Regions from separate parts of the Homo sapiens genome. Here region 1 is linked to region 2. Evidence: chromatin contacts called from ENCODE Hi-C or POLR2A ChIA-PET data. All regions are on one chromosome and are shown on one strand. Each heading gives the region's core, a stretch centred on a gene start or an enhancer-like site at or near the end of the contact. The rest is flanking DNA. Distances are from core to core; before and after follow the strand shown. Region 1 has its middle 21 kb from the start of DNM1L. Region 2 overlaps FGD4 (FYVE, RhoGEF and PH domain containing 4).

Region 1 (6,871 bases), core at 3,662-6,161, 55 kb after region 2:
ACGTCCTTCAGTAGGTGAACAGATCGACAAATGTGACAATGGAGTATTATGCAGCACTAAAAAGAAATTAGCTATCAGGCTATGAAAAGACATAGAGGGACCTTAAGGGCATTCACCAAATGAAAGAAGTCAACTAAAAAGGCTACATATTGGCTGGGTGCAGTGGCTCTTATGCCTGTAATCCAAGCACTTTCGGAGGCAGAGGCAGGCAGATCACTTGAGGCCAGGAGTTCGAGACCAACCTGGCCAACATGGTGAAACCCCATCTCTACTACAAACACAAAAATTAGCTGGGTGTGGTGACACGTGCCTGTAGTCCCAGCTACTTGGGAGGCTGAGGCATGAGAATCGCCTGAACTCAGGAGGTGGAGGTTGCATTGAGCCAAGATCGTGCCATTGCACTCCAGCCTGGGGACACAGCAAGACTCCATCTCAAAAAGAAAAAAATATATATATATGGAGACATATTTTGAGATTATGTAGATATCCTAGTCAAGAATTTTTTACCCATCAATGTCCATTGATGATTCTGAATGATTCCTTTGTTTTGTCAATTGCTGATGTTTTCATTTCATCATTTCTTCTACACTTATTTGTTGGCATCCTACTATAAGCATTTTTTCTTATCATTTATTTATTTATTCATTCATTCATTCATTCATTCATTCATATGTTTGGATTCCTGTGTTCCTATTTTATTCAATGGATTGTATAATCCGTTGCCATTATTTTAAATTTTATGTTAATTTTTATGTTTAACTGTCCCAGATTTTGCCAGTGGGAGACCCTTCGAGCTGCCTCCTGGTTCTTCTGACATGTCACTTGAGCCTAAGAGTTTGAGACCAGTCTGAGCAACATAGTGATACCCCATCTCTAAAAACAAAAACAAAACTACATATCATATGATTCCAACTATGTATATGACATTCTGAAAAAGGTAAAACTTTGACACATTAAAAAGATCAGTGGTGGCTCACGCTTGTAATTCCAGCACATTGGGAGGCCAAGGTGGGCAGATCACTTGAACCCAGGAGTTTGAGACCAGTCTGGGCAACATAGTGAGATCCTGTCTCTACAAAAGATACAAAATTAGCCAGGCATGGTGGCAGGTAGTCCTAGCTACTCAGGATGCTGAGGTACGGGAATCACTTGAACCCTGGAGGCGGAGGTTTCAGTGAGAGGAGATCACACCACTGCACTCCATCCTGGGTGACAGAATGAGACTCTGTCTCAAAAAAAAGAAAAAAAGAAAAGAAAAAACAAAACAAAACAAAACCCATGTATGAGATTAGAGCCCCAAGTCCAGAGAGGAGCAGTTTCTCAAACTCTTGCTTCAAACAGCCAAAGTAAAGATTAATGTCTATTAAATTAAAAAAAAAAAAAAAAAAAAGCCGGGCATGGTGGCTCATGCCTGTAATCCTAGCACTTTGGGAGGCCGAGGCGGGAGGATCACAAGGTCAGGAGTTCAAGACCAGCCTGGCCAACATGGTGAAACCCATCTCTACTGAAAATACAAAAATTAGCCAGGCATGGTGGCGGGCACCTGTAATCCCAGCTACTCGGGAGGCTGAGGCAGGAGAATCGCTTGAACCCGGGAGGCCAAGGCTTCAGTGAGCTGAGATCACTCCACTGCACTCCAGCCTGGGCAACAGAGCAAGACTCTGTCTCAAAATAAAATAAAATAAAAGCCTAGCTGTTTTTTTTCTTAATTTTTCTTCTCTGTCTTTTCCATTTTTTCCATCTAAAAATTTAAAGTTTAAGAAGAAATACATTGTTATTAAGGAACCACCAATATCCACTTTATCCATCTAACAAAATGATAGCACCAGCCCACTAGTAGCAGTTGGCCACCTAGGATAGTTTGCCAGTAGTGGTAACCAAGGGCCAGGTCCACCCTTCCTCTCAGCTTTGGTGTATTATCTGGCAGTGGAGCTGGGCTCCACACAGAAGAGAGATCCCCAGCTCCCACACTTCGCATTACTATTTGTTACCTGAGCCCCAGTTATACTGTGTGTGTTGCTTAGGTCTTTGGGCTCAACAGATTCCTTGGACAACATAACAACCAAACACAACACATAATTCCTTCAGCTTCTGCCAACAACTCACTGTTTATGGGGCTGTGATGTGGGCCATGGGGCCAGCCTGAGATCAGGAACAGATGGGACATGTAGGCTCCCAGGTAAAGTAATATCTAGGCACCCTTTAAAATCAATATTCTTGAAATAGTTGCTCAACATGAATTTATTTTATTGGGTTTTTTTATTTGTTTTTGAGACAGGGTCTCTGTCACCCAGTGGCACAAACGGCTCACTGCAGCCTCAACCTTCTGGGCTCAAGTGATCCTCCTACCTTGGCCTCCCAAAGTGCTGGGATTACAGGCATGAGCCACTGCACCTGGCCTCAACATGTATTTAGAGCACGGAGGGATGAACAAAATAGTCAGACTTCTGGGGGAGAGCTGGCAATCTTTCCATTGTATCTGCGCTCTTCAGTTTTGGGGAGAGAGTTGTGTATATTTACTACTCATCAAGTAAAAGGACGTGGAATCAGCTGGAACAGGTTTCACTGGAAAGCTGTTTAGGGATCATTTATTGTTGCTCAAGAGTGCCCTCTAAGGGTTTCAAACTATGATAAGTGACTAACCACATTCTGTGCTCTGCAGGAGTTCCGGCAAACACAACTTTCTCCATATCACTATGGTTTCAGAGATGCCTAAGTGCTCATTGATACTTTAGCATCCCTTACAGGATGGCAACACCGGCAGCTCCCCGGCCAGCCCCCCTTATCCTGCTCTGCTGGGAAGAACAGTCTACAATGCGGCCGCCCCATGGTCAAGTTGCCCTTGCTCCTTGATTCTGTTATTCTCCTTTTCTTAAAAAAAAAAAAAAAAAAAAAAAAAAATCAAAGCAAATTTCTCCAACCTTATCCACAATAGAACTCACGACCGAATCCAAGGGATAGACTACTGTCACAGCTCAATCTTGACCTGGGATCCCCCATATATAGGTGTTATATAGGTGTCTCTCTCTCTCTCTTTTTTTTTTTTTTTTTTTTTTTTGAGACAGAGTCTCGCTCTGTAGCCCAGGCTGGAGTGCAGTGGCGCGATCTCGGCCCACTGTAAGCTCCGCCTCCCGGGTTCAAGCGATTCTCCTGCCTCAGCCTCCCTAGTAGCTGGGACTACAGGCGCCCTCCACCACGCCTCGCTAATTTTTGTATTTTTAGTAGAGACGGGGTTTCACCGTTTTAGCCAGGACGGTCTCGATCTGATCTCGTGATCTGCCCGCCTCGGCCTCCCAAAGTGCTGGGATTACAGGCGTGAGCCACCGCGCCCGGCTAGGTGTCTCTTTATAAAATAGAGATCTGGCCGGGCGCGGTGGCTCACGCCTGTAATCTCAGCACTTTGGGAGGCCTAAGGCAGGTCAGGAGGTCAGGAGTTCAAGACCAGCCTGGCCAAGATGGTGAAACCCCGTCTCTACTAAAAATACAAAAAATTAGCCGGGCATGGTGGCGGGCGCCTGTAATCCCAGCTACTCGGGAGGCTGAGGCAGAGAACTGCTTAAACCTGAAGGGGCGGAGGTGGCAGTGAGCCGAGATCGCGCCATTGTACTCCCGACTGGACGACAAAGCAAGACTCCGTCTCAAAAAAATAAAATAAAATAGAGATCCGGGCCGGGCGCCATAGCTCACGCCTGTAATCCCAGCAGTTTGGGACGCCAAGGCGGGTGCATCACCTGAGGTCAGGAGTTCAAGACCAGCCTGGCCAACAAGGTGAAACCCTGTCTCTACTAAAAATATAAAAATTAGCCAGGCATGGTGGTGGGCACCTGTAATCCCAGCTACTCCAGAGGCTGAGGCACAAGAATCACTTGAACCCGGGAGGCAGAGGCTGCAGTGAACGGAGATTGTGCCACTGCCCTGCCTGGGCAACAAAGAGAGACTCCGTCTCAAAAAATAATAATAATAAAATAAAATAGAGATCCACTGTTTGTAGTCTGAGGTCCTATTAGTTTTATTTAAATTGTACCCTAAGCACTTCCCCTCCTTCCAAAACAGTTTTCACAGTAACAGCCAAAACCTGAGGGTTTAGTATCTGCTAGCCACTATTCTAGGAACTTTATAGAAATAATTTCATTCATATTCCATCACAGTTTTTCAGTGTAAGCATTGTAAATAATGCATCAAGAAACATCTTTGACTTGTTACTGAGAGTTCCATCTGTGATAAAGGGCAGATGTCATAGAAAACCCCTTTGGCAGGTGATTCAACTCGAAGGAGAGGGTGGGAGGAAGCAACATCTGAGAATCATGTGAGCTGTGTTTCGGAAATACACACATCTGTCCCACATCCTGCTGCCCTGTGGATTTGATATGCCTGAGGCTGCATGCTGGCAGGTGGGCTTGGGTGTATAATTTTCTCCCAAGTGATTCTCACTCATTCCATTTTTTTGCCTGTCCCTCATCCCCATTTTTAAAAATTATTTATTTATTTATTTATTTATTTATTTATTTATTTATTATTGAGATGAGTCTTGCTGTGTCACCAAGGCTGAGTGGCATGATCTCGGCTCACTGCAACCTCTGCCTCCCGGATTCAAGCAATTCTCCTGCCTCAGCCTCCCGAGTAGCTGCAACTACAGGGCTGTGCCACCATGCCCTGCTAATTTTTGTATTTTTAGTAGAGACAGGGTTTCGCCATGTTAGCTGGGCTGGTCTCGAACTACTGACCTCAGGTGATCCACCCACCTTGGCCTCCCAAAGTGCTGGGATTACAGGTGTGAGCCACCACACCCGGCCCCTGGTCCCCATTTTTATGAACCATTGTGATAAAGTTGAGGAAAGGCCATTAGTCTTAAGGGTTGCACTCAGGCGCAGTACCACAGCCCTGTGCAGCCAAGACTTCAGTGCTCTGCCTGCTCCCTGTGACAGCACACCCTCCTGCTGTCCACCCAGCTCCACAGGCTTCACTGAGAGGCTCTCAGGTAAGCCTCAGCCTGTTGTGGGCTGTCTAGACTGAAAGCAAAGATAGCTATCTGGCTGGAAAAGAGAAAGGAATTAAGAGATCCATAAAAAGGCTTTCTAAAACAGCCAAATGTTTATAAAGGAGAAAGGAAATTGGGAGCTGGCCAGGTCGTATTCCCGTTCTTTGCCTTCTCACACGACAGAGCAGTGTGGTTCCCAACCTGGTTTCCTACCTCCCCTTTCTTCCCCACCTGGGGACATGTGGCAAAGTCTGGAGACATTTTTGTTTGTCACAAACGGAGTGGTGATGGGGAGGTAGTGTTACTAGCATCTTGTGGGTAGAGGCCAGGGAAGCTGCTAAACATCCCAGGAGGCACAGTACAGCCCCCCAAACAATGATCTGGCCCAAAATGTCAATGGTGCCGAGGTTGGGAAGCCCCGCTCCAGAGCCTCCACTTCTCTGGCTACCCATTCCCCCACTCCCGCCACTCCTCAGACAGGGATGGAGGACAGCCAAGATTGTCAGCTGTGACTTTCTCTGCAACCCTGTCTTCTTTTCTCCTGTCCCCCTGTCCAGTGCTCTGCTTCCCTCAGGTCCAAGTGGAACGATGATGGCATCTGACCAGAAAGTTTCCTGGGCCCTGAGTAACTGCCTTAGATTCTTAGTATGTAGTGGGTGAATCTTTAGTAATAAGGTCCCTGGAGCAAAGTGATGCCTTATCTCTAGTATGAAATCTGGGAACTCACGGAGAGATAAAAATAGCCTCAATACCAGTGGACTGGGAACATGGTGCGTGATCTGCTGTTTGAAAATCCCTGTCCTTAAGTGGCCTTGCACCATGATTGCTAAACTTTTCCAGAGCCATCTCTATTTCTCTAGTGTAATTTAACATCTTTTTTGGCGGGGGCGGGGGTGAGTCAAGTTCATTCTTTTTTTTTTTTTTGAGACGGAGTCTCACTCTGTCACCCAGGCTGGAGTGCAGTGGCGCGATCTCGGCTCACTGCAACATCCGTCTCCCAGGTTCAAGCAATTCTCCAGCCTCAGCCTCCTGAGTAGCTGGGAATATAGGCACCCGCCACCGTGCCCGGCTAATTTTTGTATTTTTAGTAGAGACCGGGTTTTGCCACGCTGGCCAGGCTGGTCTCAAACTCCTGACCTCAGGTGATCCGCCCGCCTCGGCCTCCCAAAGTGCTGGGATTACAGGCATGAGCCACCGCGCCCAGTCAAGTTTATTATTCTTAACTTGACCCTATCTTTCCCACTTTTGACTCCAACACTGCTCAGAGCTGCCACACCTACCCCCATAACAGTTGTGCCACTGGGAAGTGAAGAGGGTGTATCACAAAGTCAGAAACTTTGGGAAAAACTAAGATTAGGTTGTACATCCTTCAAACAAGAAGACAAACTACAAGAAGGGCTCAATCACTGCACGCAGTGAGTGTGAGGAGGGCAATGTTCCCTTGATAGTGGCCAAATGTGTGAGTTCCTGGCTTCCTGGGCTCTGTCATGGCTCAAGGTTGGTAAGAAGGCCAGTGATGTTATGAGCAGGCTTCAATTTCTACAGGGTTGTGGGGCGTCATCCACCATATGAAGGGGCTGCAGCAGGTCAGAGATGTGCAATGCCCATCCAGATTGAGGTGCTGACGCCCTTGCCAGAGCTTGGGTTCAGACAGCTTTGGCCTCATCTTCCAGCTCATCTAGGAAATGCTCCTGGGACACCACGTAGAAGGTGTAACTATAAATAGCTAACACCAGGGCCTGATGCCTGGGCCGCTGTAGGAGTGACCTCGGCCACTGGGCAAGCTGCACCTGCCACATGAATTGCAATTGTGCAGAGTCAGTTTGCCCTGAGTCAGGTCAACGCACTGAGCAAATGGAGCCTTTCCTCTGTTAGCATCAGGAGGGACCAGCT
Region 2 (7,026 bases), core at 3,531-6,030:
AATTGAAATATTCCTTTGTCCATTCATTGGCCAGTTATTATGCACTTGTTCTGTTGTGGGAACTAAATCATGATGTTCCCCTTTCCCAAGGAGCATACAATTTTAATAGGAAAAATGAGACTTATGTCAGCAAACTACAATAAAGGGAAATATGTAATAAGTGAAGAAGTCTTTCGAAACATAAAGAGAAGTGAAAAATACCACAATTACTGTGTATACATAAAGTGTTTTCACATTTCCTAACTCTGGCTTATGGATAGGAAGGGTGAATTCTATTAACCTCAACTGGAAATTTTCTGGCACAGAAAAGGTGAATTATTCGCCATAATATTCCTATGGATAGGAGCATAGCCTAGATTAGAATCAAAGCTTCCTAATTCTTATTCCTGATTCTTCTAAATCAAAGCATATACTCACTCCTAAATTTCAAAGGATTCTCTTGAACTGTAAACTTTTCCATTTGCTCAATAAAAAGTTACTAAGAGCCCACTATGTGCCTAGCACAGTGCTAGGTGGTTAACCAATAAATGTGAAGTAATGCTTACATTATTCTTTTATTCAGGTATTTTATTGCAAACTGTTGGAAGAAGCAAACCGAGGCTCGTTTCCAGCAGAGATGGTGAATAAAATCTTTTCTAATATTTCATCAATAAATGCCTTCCATAGTAAATTCCTCTTGCCAGAGCTGGAGAAACGAATGCAAGAATGGTAAGAGGAGTAGATAGAAAATGATATGTTTAAGGCAGTCATGCTGTATTTTTCAGCTTTTAAATTGAAATAGAAATGCCACACACAACTGTAACTAGACATTTATGCTAAATTTTTACATTAAAGACTACTGATAGAAGTTGTGGTACAAAGGACTTCATGTCTGCTCTCCAAACTATCATTTAGCTAGTGAAGACAAGATATCGGGTAATGTGGAGCTTCAAGAATTCCGGAGCATCTCTCTTTGCTATGGCATTCTGATAGCCCCTTTAAAAAGGTGCTGCATTGTTTTCTATCAGCCTCACAGTACGGTGAATGAGATAAAGCACAGGATGTATGTAGAATGTGATTACTTCCTCTCTAGTCCTGTCAATTCACTCATTCTATAAGAAATCTTAATGTGCCGGGCGTGGTGGCTCATGCCTATAATCCCAGCACTTTAGGAGGCCAAGGCAGGCGGATCCCTTGAGCCCAGGAGTTCAAGACCAGCCTGGGCAACATGGTGACACACTATCTCTACAAAAAATACAAAAAGCTAGCCACTAGCCAGGCGTGGTGGCGCGTGCCTGTAGTCCCAGCTACTGAGAGTGCTGAAGCTGGAGGATTGATTGAACCTGGGAGGTCGAGGTTGCAGTGAGCTGTGATAATGCCACTGCACTACAGTCTGGGTGACAGAACAAGACCCTGTCTCAAAAAAAAATTTTTTTTAAAGACTTGTTTTTCTATATTTGATACAGGGAAACTACTCCTAGAATTGGAGACATCCTTCAGAAATTGGCACCATTCCTTAAGATGTATGGAGAATATGTGAAAGGATTTGATAATGCAATGGAATTGGTTAAAAACATGACAGAACGTATTCCCCAGTTCAAATCAGTGGTTGAAGAAATTCAGGTAATAGGACTGTTTTGTTCAAAGCTATGAATTACTATTTCCATACAAATTATACAGTCTTCTATATCTAAAACTGAGATCTAGAGATCTGTCTGAGATACCTAGCCAAAATTCATTCTACTCCAAATTATGCAGATCATCTCTGCAATGCTGAAATACGTATCAGTCACATGCTGCATACTAAGCAATAACTTCTCCATTTGCTTTTGAGACCAGCAGAGGATGATTTTTATTAGGGTCTACATAAATTTACAAAATGAGTTCCCATTCGGGTCTGTGTCTCTCTTGCATTCTTTCAGAGGTTAAGTTGTTGGAAGGAATATAAAGAATGATTGCTGTAAACCTTGAGATTTGGGAAACTAATCATTCTTTTTTTGTCACTTGATATCTGTGTCCTCATTTTCTTCTGTTTCACCAAACCTGAATAACATACTTTAATAATACCATAATAATTTCCACTTGATTCTCTAGTCAAAATTGTTAATGTCATATTCTTTGATACAGTTGATATTGAAAAGGCATATTTTAGATCATCTAAGATTCTTGGCATGGGAATTCTGTTGTTCCTTGACTGTCTTCTTTTGTGTCATATGAATTTTTTTAATTGTACCATTTTAATTCCTCTAATTGTCAAATGATTTTTTGAGTTATTTTCCAGTGGTTGCTTTTAGGATTATAGTATGCATCTTAATTTTTCACAATGTACTTCAGATTATACTCACCTTAATTCTTGTAAAATGTAGACACTTTGTTCCAATATAGCTCTGTTCCCTCCTCTATGCTCTGTGCTATTAGTGTCCTGTATATTAAGTTTTTATATGTTGTGAGTCTATAATACAGTGCTACAATTGTTATGGAAGGATATGAGAAAAAAATGTATCTATAAGTCTATTGTATACTATTATATTTGCCCTTTCTGGAGTAAGTTTCTTTCAGCATACATGGTTGTTCTGTCAGTCTTTGTCTGGGACTACACTTATTTTTTCTTGACTTTTGAATGAATGAAGAATGAAGTCCAGTTTAGCTAGATTGGGAATTCCTGGTATATGGGTTTTTCCTTTTTATTTTATTTATTTTTTTTTTTGGAGACGGAGTCTCGCTGCTCTGTTGCCCAGGCTGGAGTGCAGTGGCGTGATCTAGGCTCACTGCAAGCTCCGCCTCCTGGGTTTACTTAGCCATTCTCCTGCCTCAGCCTGTTGCTGGGACTACAGGCGCCTGCCACCACGCCTGGCTAATTTTTTGTATTTTTAGTAGAGATGGGGTTTCACCGTGTTAGCCGGGATGATCTCTATCTCCTGACCTTATGATCTGCCTGCCTCGGCCTCCCAAAATGCTGGGATTATAGGCGTGAGCCACCGCGCCTGGCCTTTGTTTCTATAATGTTTATTATTTTTTTTTTTTAGAGACAGGGTCTTGCTCTTGTCACCCAGGCTAGAGTGCAGTGGCCCAGTCACAGCTCACTGCAGCCTTGAACACTTGGGCTTGAGCAATCCTCCCACCGCAGCCTCTCAGGTAGCTGGGACTACAGGCATGCGCCACCACCCTGGCTAAATCTTAGAATTTTTTTATAGAAACAAGGTCTGGCTATGTTGCCCAGGCTGGTCTTGAACACCTAGACTCAGCCTCCCAGAGTGCTGGGATTACAGGCATGAGCCACTGCACTCAACCAGTATATGGAGATCCCCCCCAGCACTTTGAATATGTCATTCTCCTGCTTTCCGTCCTCTGTGGTTTGAGATGAGAAGCCAGCCATTGATTGTATTGATACTCCCATGCGTGTGATGAGTCACTTTTCTCTTGCTGCTTTCAAGATGTTCTCTGTTTTTTGGCTTTCAGCAGTTTAAATATGATGTGTCTGGGTGTGGACCTTTTTGTATTTGTCCTGGTTAGGGTTGGTTGAGCTTTTTGCATTTGTAGATTGATTTTTTTTTAATCATTTTCAGAAGTTTTCAGCCATTATTTCTTCAAATATTTTCTGTCCTTTTCACTTTCTCTTTTTTAAAATCTTTTTACTCCCATTACACAAATTTTGGTGGGTTCCTTTTGTTTGTTTTGGAAATGGTGTCTTGCTGTGTTGCCTAGGCTGGCCTTGAACTCCTGGGTTCAAATGATACTCCCAATCTTTGTTCTATTATTCAGATTGTATAATTTCTACTAGTCTTTCTTCAAGTTCCCTGATTCTTCTGTCATCTCAAATCTGCTGTTGAACCTATAGTGAATTTTTCTTTTCAATTACTGTATTTTTCACATCTACAACCACAACTTCTGGCTAGTAGAGTTATTGGCTCTCACCTCTCACTCACCTCAGGGATCTTCACTTCTACTGATGTTGTTGGGTGTGTATGTTGCCCACCACTCCAAATGAATGAGCCCTTTTCAGCCTCAGCAGAGGAGCTGCCAGTCCTCACAGTCCGTGCCACCCTGATGGCCCCTTCATAGTGACTGAGCTGGGAGAGGAACAGGAGCAGCCACAGGCTAGAATGCCACAGATTCTCACCGTTCTTACCCAAAGTTCAACAATTTTTAAAGTGTAAACAGATTTCAGGTTGTTGCATGCCTTTTAATCAATTTCTAAAATGCAAATATTGTTTTGTCAATTTTATCTAGCTTTATAGCTGCTTTTTTTTTTTTTTTTTTTGGAGTTAGAGTCTTGCTCTGTCACCCAGGCTGGAGTGCAGTGGTATGATCTCGGCTCACTGTAACCTCTGCCTCCTGGGTTCAAGCGATTCTTGTGCCTCAGCTTCCTGAGTAACTGGGATTACAGGTACATGCCACTACACCTGGTTAATTTTTGTACTTTTAGTAGAGACGGGGTTTCGCCATGTTGGCCAGGCTGGTCTCAAACTCCTGGCCTCAAATGATTCCCCCGTCTCGGCTTTCCAAAGTGCTAAAATTACAGGCAGGAGCCACTGCACCCGGCCTATCAGCTGCTTTTAACAGGGAGGATTTGCCAGTCTCTTCATTCAGCTGTAGCCAGAAGGTCTGCCTCATCCCCTTCACTCCTTTTTTTTTTTAACATTCTTTTATTTTGTAATTAAACACTCCCCTACCTTACTGAATATTGGGCTCCTGCTTTGATTTTTACTAGCTTCTTTTGCTAACTCTGAAATGTAGGCAGAGCACAAAGTTTGCCTTCTACATTCTTCTTTCTTTTCATACTTTTCAGTGATATCCTATTCCCACATGCCTTTAACTTGCCAGACAGGTTCCTCTAGGGTTGCTGTTTCTAGTCTAGTTCTCTACTCCCAAACTCTAGGTACAAACAGCTGAGCATGTGAATATCTTGTCATCCAAACAAAGTCAATATTTTCTTTTCCTATTTTTAGCTCCCAAGCATTTTTCCATCTGACTTTTTAGGCCTTACATAGAGTAGATAATTATTCTGATATGTATTGGATTTATTAGGTGACACCATTATCCTGTCATTTACCAGAGCTTGACAACTTAGCTTTATCTTTGATTTGTTACATGTCTTCATTCTCTGTATGTGTTCATTTGCCTGTGAAATAATGTATTCAAATTGCTTAGCGTAGTGCTTGTTGCATAGTAAGTGCTCACTAAATGATAGTGGCGATGGTGGTGATAGTGGTAGTTATTGTCTAGTCACACTCTGAATTCTATCTGTACAATGTCTGTCTTCTCTATATTATGATGAAATGACATGGGTTGTGAAAAGAGTGGTAGATTGGGAATCAACTAACCTAGTTTAGAATCCTAAGTCTGCTGCTTATAGTCACTTGACCTTAGGAAACGCTCCTAAATTATCTGAGCCACAGTTTCTTCATGTAAAATATTTGGGATCAGTAATACTTTCCTTGATGTACGTAATAGATTTTGGGAAAACCCAATGAGATATTTAAATTTATATAATTAATATCTTAAACTTTATTAAGGAAAGCTATTCTCTCAGCTTCTATGCCAATTTCAGGCCCTTATTATTTTCTTCCTGGTCTATAATAACAACTTCCAAACTAGTTTCCCCCGTCCCCCTAAAGCCACACTGCAGTAGATTAATCTAATAGAGCTCAGATCTAATGATACAACTGTCATGCACAAAAATCTACATTAGATGAAAAAAATCTAAACTCACCTTGACATTATTACCCATATTACCATTACTTTACGTCTTCTATTTTCCTCTACTTATTTTTTTTTTTTTGCCAAGAAAACCTCTCTGTCCCTTTCATTTAACATACTTCATGCTTCATTACTGTGGGCCTGTTCTCTCAGGTTTCTCCTCCTGGGCTCGCTCCCTAGTCTGTCTTTTTCTTCAGAGCCTGTACTTATCAGAGGTTGCATTAAATGTTCCCTTCTCTGTGAAGCCTTTAGTCACTTGTTTGCTTCAAATGCAAACACCATGTCTTAATATAGCTTTGATGCTTTGCAGTACCCTGATCATGGTGTGAATTCAGTATATACTTTAATGGGATTTCTGCTTTGTTTAACAGGAACAAGAACATTTCTTATTTTTTCATCTCTTTTGTTAACAGTTTCTTGGAAGCAAGTGATACGGTCTTAATTTTGCCCTAAGAAATGGAGCTCTATTTACAGAATTTGGTTTCTAATGAAAAAGAATGCTTTGAACTGATGAAAAAATAAAATTTTCTGACAGATAAGATGCCCAGACCTTGTTATTCTTCTATATGGAGTCTTTTTTAAGTTCAAAGGCAATGACATTTATCATAGCCTTATTATCAAATAGTTTCTGCTGAGTCCAAAGTCATTTAATACAGTTGTGCTTAGCAAACCTCATTAAATAGGCACATCTTTTGAAAAATCTATATAGAATGATTTAATAATGTGACTTCACAAACCCTTGTAGTGACTAATTGAAGTGGTTATCAGCAATCTGGAATTTTCTTGCTTAAAATTCTGCTTGATTTTTTTTCCTCCTTTCTGTTCTTACACCAGATTGGTAGTTCTCAACTTCAGTGTTATAGAAATATCAGGTGTTTTTAAATGCATATTCTCTAGCTGGGCATGGTGGCACGTGCCTATAGCTACTTGGAAGGCTGAGGTGGGAGGACTACTTGGGCCCAGGAGGCAGAGGTTGCAGTGAGATCACACCACTGTGTGCCTGGACAACATAGTGAGACTCCGTCTCAAAAAAAGAAGAAAAAAATGCATATTCTCCATCTCCTTCCCCAAAGATTGTGATGTTACAGATTGAGGTGGGGTTCAGAAATCTGTTTTCTGTTGTTGTTGTTGTTTTTTTTGAGACGGAGTCTCACTCTGTCACCCAGGCTAAGTGGCACGATCTTGGCTCACTGAAACCTCCGCCTCCCAGGTTCAAGCAATTCTCCTGCCTCAGGCTCAGCCTCCGCATAGCTGGGACTACAGGCGTGTGCCACCACGCCTGGCTAATTTTTGTATTTTTAGTAGAGGCGGGGTTTTGCCATGTTGGCCGGGCTGGTCTCAAACCCT

What was found. A loop is a pair of places that touch in the nucleus more often than their neighbours do. ChIA-PET counts read pairs that join two places held with the same protein, here RNA polymerase II (POLR2A). Pooled maps may share reads with other maps.
Region 1: a loop to region 2 is called in a map of naive thymus-derived CD4-positive, alpha-beta T cell, with 7 times the contacts of the local background. The contact joins two enhancer-like sites. A Hi-C loop is called at or near these places in 2 of 168 maps with a recorded cell type or tissue (IMR-90 and naive thymus-derived CD4-positive, alpha-beta T cell), 3 of 37 single-sample maps with no recorded cell type and 8 of 50 pooled maps. POLR2A ChIA-PET finds 5 or more read pairs at or near these places in 4 of 52 experiments (H1, MCF 10A, OCI-LY7 and 1 more).

Annotation. Positions count from the first base shown.
Region 1 is chr12:32,655,153-32,662,023 of GRCh38, forward strand. No RefSeq gene overlaps it. Among named protein-coding and RNA genes, the nearest start is that of DNM1L, 21 kb to the right of the region's middle. Within about 2 kb of position 4,912, at least 3 of the 41 ENCODE cell types and tissues checked have a DNase peak (open chromatin) inside an H3K27ac peak, as active enhancers do.
Region 2 is chr12:32,600,716-32,607,741 of GRCh38, forward strand. FGD4 (FYVE, RhoGEF and PH domain containing 4) reads left to right here. Exons shown (of 17, transcript NM_001370298.3): 6 at 563-708; 7 at 1,446-1,602. Among named protein-coding and RNA genes, the nearest start is that of DNM1L, 75 kb to the right of the region's middle. Within about 2 kb of position 4,781, at least 4 of the 41 ENCODE cell types and tissues checked have a DNase peak (open chromatin) inside an H3K27ac peak, as active enhancers do.